Linked DNA regions of Homo sapiens: region 2 is linked to region 1. Evidence: read pairs that join two places in POLR2A ChIA-PET (ENCODE). Cell type or tissue: IMR-90. All regions are shown on one strand. Each heading gives the region's core, and the rest is flanking DNA. Links, peaks and the distances in the headings are about the cores only.

The links. ChIA-PET counts read pairs that join two places held together with the same protein. Peaks named below come from ENCODE experiments on the same cell type or tissue, not always from the same donor. Only the 100,000 strongest peaks of a DNase experiment are listed, where the experiment ranks them.
Region 2: POLR2A ChIA-PET joins it to region 1 with 8 read pairs; 2 of 35 experiments call an interaction of 5 or more read pairs at or near these places.

Annotation. Positions count from the first base shown.
Region 1 is chr1:6,363,329-6,367,709 of GRCh38, forward strand. All of the region lies in intron 1 of ACOT7 (acyl-CoA thioesterase 7), which reads right to left. Among named protein-coding and RNA genes, the nearest start is that of ACOT7, 28 kb to the right of the region's middle. RefSeq lists an enhancer at 1,219-1,718. In IMR-90, for the core only: no CTCF peak of the experiment used is centred there; no DNase peak of the experiment used is centred there.
Region 2 is chr1:6,274,039-6,278,419 of GRCh38, forward strand. All of the region lies in intron 8 of ACOT7 (acyl-CoA thioesterase 7), which reads right to left. Among named protein-coding and RNA genes, the nearest start is that of GPR153, 15 kb to the left of the region's middle. RefSeq lists an enhancer at 966-1,556. In IMR-90, for the core only: no CTCF peak of the experiment used is centred there; a DNase peak (open chromatin) is centred at 2,573; H3K27ac peaks cover 391 bases.

The DNA.
Region 1 (4,381 bases), core at 132-4,131:
CCCGCCACTTAGCAGACCAGGAAAGGGAGTCTCCCTTTCCCCCGGGGAGTTTAGAGAAGACTACTCCTCCACCTCTTGTGGAGGGCCTGACATCAGTCAGGCCTGCCCGCAGTTATCCGGAGGCCTGTCTCCCTGTGATGCTGTGCTTCAGTGGTCACGCTCCTAGTCCACTTTCATGTTCCATCCTGCACACCTGGCTCTGCCTTTTAGATAACAGTAGCAAATTAGTGAAAGTACTAAAAGTCCCTGATATGCAGAAATAATGGCGTAAGCTGTCTCTCTCTCTCTCCCTCTCTCTCTGCCTTGGCTGCCAGGCAGGGAAGGGCCCCCTGTCCAGTGCACATGTGACCCACGTGACCTTACCTATCATTGGAGATGATTCACACTCTTTACCCCTCCCCTTTTGCCTTGTATCCAATAAATAACAGCACAGCCAGGCATTCGGGGACACTACCGGTCTCTGCATCTTGGTGGTAGTTGTCCCCCGGGCCCAGCTGTCTTTTATCTCTTTGTCTTGTGTCTTTATTTCTACAATCTCTCATCTCCCCACATGGGGAGAAAAGCCACCGACCCTGTGGGTTTTCTGTGGTCCCAGCTACTCAGGGGGTCCCAGCTGCACCTGTGGTCCCAGCTACTCAGGGGGCTGAGGTGGTAGGATCACTTGAGCTGGGAGGTCAAGGCTGCAGTGGGCCAAGATTGAATTCCAGCCTGGATGACAGAGCGAGACCTTGTCTCAAAAAAGGCTAGATGCAGTGACTCACACCTGTAATCCCACCACTTTGGGAGGCTGAGGCAGGAGGATCACTTGAGCCCAGGAATTCCAGGCCGGCCTGGGCAACAAGACGAGACTCCACCTCTAGAAAAAAAGAAAAGATATTCAACATCATTAGACATTAGGAAAATACAAAAGTAACATCTAAAAGCAATTATCGGCGAGGTGTGGTGGCTCACACCTGTAATCCCAGCACTTTGGGAGGCCAAGGCAGGTGGATCACCTGAGGTCGGGCGTTCAAGACCAGCCTGACCAACATGGAAAAACCCCATCTCTACTAAAAATACAAAATTAGCTGGGCGTGATGGTGCATGCATGTAATCCCAGCTACTCGGGAGGCTGAGGCAGGAGAATCCCTTGAAGCCGGGAGGCAGAAGTTGCAGTGAGCCAAGATCATGCCATTGCACTCCAGCCAGGGTGACAGAGCAAGAGACTCTGTCTCAAAAAAAAAAAAAAGCCCAGCATTTGGCCTGGCGCAGTGGCTCACGCCTGTAATCCCAGCACTTTGGGAGGCCGAGGTGGGCAGATCACGAGGTCAAGAAATCGAGACTATCCTGGCCAACATGGTGAAACCTCATCCCTACTAAAAATACAAAAATTAGTTGGGCGTGGTTGCGCTCACCTGTAGTCCCAGCTACTCGGGAGGCTGAGGCAGGAGAATCACTTGAACCCGGGAGGCGGAGGTTGCAGTGAGCCAAGATCACGCCACTGCACTCCGGCCTGGGGACAGAGCGAGACTCCATCTCAAAAAAAAAAAAAAAAAAAAAAAAAAATTAGCCAGGCATGGTGGTGGGAGCCTGTAATCCCAGGTACTCAGGAGGCTGAGGAAGCAGAATCGCTTAAACCCGGGAGGCAGAGGTTGCAGTGAGCTGAGATCGCCCCACTGCACTCCAGCCTGAGCAACAAGAGTGAGACTCCGTCTCAAAAAAAAAAAGGAAAGGAATGAATAACTGATACATGCAACCATGTGGATGAATCTCCAAGTAATCGTGCTGAGCAAGGGAGGCTGGACAAAAAGAGAACTGTGCAAGTCCATGTTTATAAACTTGGAGGAAACACAAACTATAGTGACAGAAAGCAGATCAGAGGTTGCCTGGGGGCAGGGAGGGACCAGAGAAGCAGAGGGCCTCAGCAGGGTGACAGGTCTGTTCACAGTCTCGGTCTTGATTGTGGTGAAGGCTTCACAGGCTCACACAGGCATACCTCAGAGATATTACGGGTTTGGTTCCAGATCACCGCAACAAAGCACACATTGCACTTTATAATAAGTCACATGATTTTTTTGGTTTCCCAGTGCACGTAAAAGTTACACTGTAGTCTATTAAGTGTATAATAGCATTATGCCTTAAAAAAAAGTATATACCTTCATTTAAAAACACTTTATTGCAATCGGGCATGGTGGCTCACACCTGTAATCCCAGCACTTTGGGAGGCCAAGGTGGGTGGATCACAAGGTCAGGAGATCGAGACCATCCTGGCTAACACGGTGAAACCCCATCTCTACTAAAAAACAAAAAATTAGCCCGGCATGGTAGTGGGCGCCTGTAGTCCCAGCTACTCGGGAGGCTGAGGCAGAAGAATGGCGTAAACCCGGGAGGCGGAGCTTGCAGTGAGCCGAGATCGCACCACTGCACTCCAGCCTGGGCAACAGAGCAAGACCCCATCTCAAAAAAAAAAAAAAAATTTATTGCTAAAAAATGCTAACAATCATCTGAGCCTTCAGTGAGTGGTATTCTTTTTGCTGGCAGAGTCTTGCCTCGATGTTGATGGCTGCAGACTGATTCATATTGTTTTGGGGTTTATTTTTTTTTTTTGAGACAGTCTCATTCTATAGCCCAGGCTGGAATGCAGTGGCACGATCTTGGCTCACTGCAACCTCTGCCTCCCGGGTTCAAGTGGTTCTCCTACCTCAGCCTCCCAAGTAGCTAGGATTACAGGCACGCGTCACCACGCCCAGCTAATTTTTTGTATTTTTAGTAGAGACAGGGTCTCACTATGTTGGCCATGCTGGTCTTGAACTCCTGACCTCAGGTGATCCGCCCACCTCAGCCTCCCAAAGTGCTGGGATTACCGCCCGGCCTGCAGACTGATTAGGATGGCGACTGCTGAAGGCTGGGATGGCTGTGGCAGTTCCTTAAAATAAGACAACAATGACATTGACCACATCAATTGACCCTTCTTTCCACAAAATATTTCTCTGGGCCAGGCACGGTGGCTCATGTCTGTAATCCCAGCACTTTGGGACCCCGAGGTGGGAGAATCGCTTGTGCCCAGGAGTTCCAGACCAGCCTGGGCAATATAAGGAGATGCTGTCTCTAAAAATAAAAATTAAAAAATTAGCTACTCATGGTGGCACTTGCCTGTGGTCCCAGTTACTTGAGAGGCTAAGGGTGGGAGGATCCCTTCAGCTCAAGAGGTCAAAGCTGCAGTGAGCTGTGATTGCACCACTGCACTCCAGCCCGGGTGACAGAGTGGGAGCCTATCTCAAATAAAAAAAAAAAAAAAGATTTCTCTGTAGCATGCAATGTTTGATAGCATTTTACCCACAGTAGAACTTACTTTTTTTTTTTTTTGAGACAGAGTCTCACTCTGTCAGCCAGGCTGGAGTACAGTGGCATGATCTCGGCTCACTGCAACCTCCGTCTCCCGAGTTCAAGTGATTCCCCTGGCTCAGCCTCCTGAGTAGCTGGGACTACAGGTGTGCACCACCACACCAGGCTAATTTTTTGTATTTTAGTAGAGATGGGGAGAACATGTCAGCCAAGATGGTCTCGATCTCCTAGACCAGCCCAGTAGAACTTTCAAAAGTGGAGTCAGGCCGGGCGCGGTGGCTCATGCCTGTAATCCCAGCACTTTGGGAGGCCGAGGCAGGCGGATCACGAGGTCAGGAGATGGAGACCATGATGGCTAACATGGTGAAACCCCTTCTCTACTAAAAATATAAAAAAATTAGCTGGGCATGGTGGCAGGCACCTGTAGTCCCAGCTACTCGGGAGGCTGAGGCAAGAGAATTGCGTGAACCCAGAAGGCAGAGCTTGCAGTGAGCTGAGATCGCACCACTGCACTCCAGCCTGGGCGACAGAGCGAGACTCCATTTCAAAAAAAAAAAAAAAAGTGGAGTCAGTCCTCTTAAAACCTATGTTGTTTTATCAACTAAGTTTATGGAATATTCTAAATCCTTTTGTTATGGGATCTTTGGGGTATCCCTTTTCTGGCCAGAAACCTCTGTGTCTTGTGGCACCTTTGCCTAAGTTTTGCTGGGGCCCACTGGGCTTATTCCACCCACTCAGCCTGGCAGGCTGCGCTTGGCTCATGCTACCAGCCTGGAGCTCCCATGCCTGCCAAGGACAAGCCTGGTGTGGAGCAGCGAGCAGTGTGTGAGTGAGCATGGAGTACGGCCACTGCACAGTCAGACATGCCAGCTGCTGCTGCAGGGCAGGCAGCTCCAGATGCTGGCACAGGTGCTGGTTCTCTGCAAGGCTGCACCTGGACCAAGCGCACCTCAAGCAGCTTGCCTGGTTGGCACACGGGAATGCTGTGGTGCCTGGAAGCTTGGTGACGCCAGGAACTGCAGGGCCCCAAAGAGGGAGTCACAACCCTGACTCAGGG
Region 2 (4,381 bases), core at 313-4,312, 89 kb before region 1:
CTGAGGCTTCTTCGAGAGGAACGGGGCCCATGCGAGGACCCCAGGCCCCTCTGCACACCGTGCCTGGGGGTCAGGCAGGTCCTGGGGGTGGGGAGCAGCAGGCACCATCATGGAAAGCTTGCCCCATGCTTCCTCCTAAGTGCAAAGGGGCGAGGGACCTTCCAATTACAGCATCACTGAGAAGGCACGGAGAGGGAACTTGGGGTAACAGCCTGGCGACGGCTCAAGACAGCCACAGCCAAGAGGCATCTCCAGCCTGCTCTGTCTGCAGCCCCCACATCAGTGCGTCACAAAGCTGTGGCCCTCAGCACTGCATGGCAGACAACTTCCAGAAGGCTGCAGAGGGCCTTTCAGCTGACTTAAGCCCTGGGGCCCATCCCGCCCCTCCAGCTGAACAGCAGGTCAAACAGTGCCCTCCTTCCGGACGCTCCAGCCCATGCCACGCTGTCCTCTCGGCTGGCGCGGGGCTTACCCGGCCCCTGCACTCATGCAGGTGAACCAGCTGAGGCCAGGAGAAGGAGGTCATAGGGCAGCAGCAGAAGCGAGGTGGGCACCATGTTCCAGAGCCTTCTGAAAGTTGTGTGGGTCTGTGCTGAGGCCACGCCTCACATAAGGCCCCAGCAGAGGCAAAAGAATCAAACTGGAGTGGAAAACTTTCCACTAAAATGTGCCCCAACCCCCACACTCCACAGTGGCCTGTGGAGGTTCAGTCACCTGCCCAGCACTGGTCCTGAGATCATCTGGGGCTGAAGCAAAGGCCCTGGGCTGAGCGCGGTGTGGGTGGGCGGCGCAGTGCAGGTGGGCAGCGCGTTGGGACTCCCAGGGTTTAGGTTCTTGCACAGAAGGGTTCTCAGGCAGGGCTCCTCCCAGGACCCCACAGTAGGGCCTGGCTGGGAGAAAGCACAGTGGCATCGATGACAGCAGTGAGCGGCCCCCTTTCCCAGTCAGTGAAGTCACAGATGGGCCTGCTGGCCGTGCGACCCCTGGCGAGTGACTCCCTGCCTGGTGCCCGCCTCCTGTCTGGGGATGGGAAGCATCTGTGAGCAGACACACCAGCTCGCAGAGGGGTTGGCGTTCCCTGAAGCCTCCGGCTTCAATGACCTGTACCCAGGCACCACCCAAGAGGAAGCCTCCCCTGCCCCTCCAGTCCCTTGCCCACCCAGGAGACAGGCAGCAGCCTCTGCATCCAGCTGCCCTGGCTTCCTAACCAGAAAACAAACCTGCTGAGAATGGCCCCCGGCCTGGTAGGGCTCCCTCAACCTGAAGGAGCCCAAGGGTCTCAGGGCCTCTTCTAGGTCGGGGCACGTCAGAGCGGACAAAGCTCAACAGGGTGCGTTTTCCCTGAGTTCTTGGAACTCCCCTGGCTATGCATGAGGCAGCTCTGAAAGGCAAGGTAAAGATGGCCACAGCTAGGCCAGGCGCGGTAGCTCACGCCTGTAATCCTAGCACTTTGGGAGGCCGAGGCAGGTGGATCACGAGACCAGCCTGGCCAACATGGTGAAACCCCATTTCTACTAAAAATACAAAAATTAATAAGGAATGGTGGCATGCGCCTGTAATCCCAGCTACTCGGGAGGCTGAGGCAGGAGAATCGTTTGAACCCGGGAGGCAGCGGTTGCAGTGAGCCGAGATCCAGCCATTGCACTCCAGGTTGGGCGACAGAGTGAGGCTCCGTCTCAAAAAAAAAAAAAAAAAAAAAAAAAGATGGCCGCACCTGCCTTCATTACTGCCTCCCACTTCCATCCAGAAAACATTTCGGTGGCTAAAGACTGAAGCTCGGAGTCCTGGGCTGGCCACCTCGGGAGATGTGTGTTCATGAGCACCAGAGAGACCCTCTGGGATGGGCTCCCTCCAGTTTGGAAGCCTGCTTTGCAAAGACCCTGCCCTGCATAATGTGGTTGCACAGTTGGAGCCTCGGCTAATCTGGGGACACATCCCCTCCCCAGTGTGCCCAGGAAGCAGTGGGGTCACGGCGCTCACTCAGCCCTGACAGCCATGGAACAGGCTACAGGCTTCTCCCTGGTCAGGGGCCTCAGCGAGCCCCTCACCCCGCCCTGTCTACACCTCCTCCTCAGGCCCAGGCTGGGACCCACAAGTTCTCAGCCCCAACTCCCTGGGCCTGTAGAGGCTACAATGCCCACGCCTGCAAGAATCAGAGGCAAGTACAGCCCCCACCTGAGGTGCCAGGGACGTCCTCCGCTTCAGCAGACACACGGCTCTGACCCTCCTGCAGGCTGAAAAGCCTTCCCACATCTGTCTGCTGCCGCCTGCGTCCTGCTGTCCCTCCCCACAAGCCACTTCTCCAGCCCCCTTCGGCCCAAGGTCAGAGGGCACTGCCACGGGGAGGCCTGCCTCTACGCGCTGAGTTGGCCTCTTCTAATACGAGACCGAGACCGGGAAGTGCTGGCAGCTGCCCGGAGCGGGTGCGGCAGCCCCCAGCATAAAATATTCATGGAGACGCAACTCCAAGCAGAGAGGCTGCATCCGTGTCAGCCAGGCCCTGGGGAAGGGAGCTAAAAATAGACAGGAGGCTGAAGAAAGCTGACGTGGGGATGAGGGAGGCGACTGGGAGTAGGAGGAGGGGCCGCCAGGGCACATCTGGAGGGACGGAACGCACATGCAGGTTCACCGCACGGAGCACACACGTGCTCCCAGCCCAGAACTCGTGCTCATGTGGGCAGTCCCCAAGTGAGAGCTGAAAATCCCTCTCCGGGCAGCCTGCCCCGCCAGTGGCTATTTCTATCAACATCAACATTGACATCCATGGGCCCCAGGACACCTCAGTGAAGAATCAAAGACCATCTTTAATGAGTGAGAAATAACAGCGTAGATCAACATGACGCGGCCACACCCAGGGGATGGGCTGCCATTCCCTCCATTCAAGCTGGCGCCCTTCCCTGCCCCTCTGCAGCCCCTTCCCCCAGGGCTGGCCCTCCTCCTGCACTCTGACCACCCCCCCCCAGGGTATGGAGTTCTGGAAGGGGCGGCCCCAGGACTGCTCCCCAGCTGGCTCTGGGAAGGTCACAGGCGCGGCCCCAAAAGCCTCCGTGACCGCAGGCTGCTATCCACACAAGGGTGGACCCCCTCAGGTTGGACTCTATAGGGAGTGGGGAACGTGAGGCACAGAGGTCCCCTCCCTGAGAGCCCATGGATCGCTGGCCCCTCGTGGTCACTGCACTGGTCTCCCTGAACCAGCTGAGTGCTGGGGTAGGTGCAGTGGTCCTGACCCCACAACCAGTGTGCACAGCCCAGCTGGGGGCAGCCGGGAGAGGGAACCGTCATTGGTGGGCAAACACCAACCACGCCTGCAGCCGCTGCCAACCTGGGAGGATGCCCCCCACTATCAGCTTTGAAGGGCTGCTATTGGGAGATGCCCCAGGGCACCCCATCAACCTGCACTGAAGCCTGTTCAAAGCACAGGTCACCCAGATCCTCCTCTACTTTACGCCCATATGCGTGAGCCCCATAGACTCCCACCAGCCCTCTCTCCCCAGCCCTGCCCCGTCCTAGCCGGGTGGCCTCGGGTGTGTCACTGTCCCCAAGCTCCCCCGTTACAGACAGTGGCTCTGCGCCTTTGGCCCTCGCCGTTCCCTTCACCTGAATGGTCCCCACAAGACAGCTCCTGCCCTTCCTCCCTGACTCCAGGCCTCCGCTGAGGCTTTCCTTGGGAAGGAACATATTTAAAATTGTACCTGTCCCCCGGCACACTCCGATCCCCTCATTCCCTGCTGTCTTCTTCGTGACCCTGGACACCATTCAACTTCCTCTATCTTCACTGTTTGTTTACTCCTCCCTCTGAGAGGGTGTGAGGCCCCAGGGAGAGCAGGTGAACAGCAGCAGATGATGAAGGCCCCCCATCTTCACCCACCCCACATGGTGGGCACCGTGTCCATCACCACCGTACAGATGAGGAAACCGAGGCACATAGAAAGTGCGTGCCTAAGGCCACACAGCTAGTAAGTTTAGAGCTCTGGCTGACCCGGGCAGCCAGGCGCCTGCTCCTGGATATGTGAGCCTGACAGTCCACGCAGCGTCTGCAGTGGCGGGGGGTGGTTGGGAGGGGGTCTGGGGTGGCGGAGGCGACGCTTCTCTAGAGCGGTTGTGGGTGCCCTTCTAAGGAAAAAACGTCTGAGAAGTGCTGTAGCTCCAGGAGGCTCTGGGGAGGGTGGTCCAGATGGGAGCAGCAGGTGCACAGGCGCCGGGCAGGAGTGAGCTTGCTGCACCCACACCCAGGGCATGGAGGAGCCACCGTGCATTTCGGTGGGAGAGGGAGCAACTCGGATTTTGATGACCAGTTTCCTGGGCTGCAGGGAAGGGTCACATTGAGAGCACCAGGAACAGAGGAAGGAGCAGCTGAGGACTGAGCAGGGGCCCCATGGGG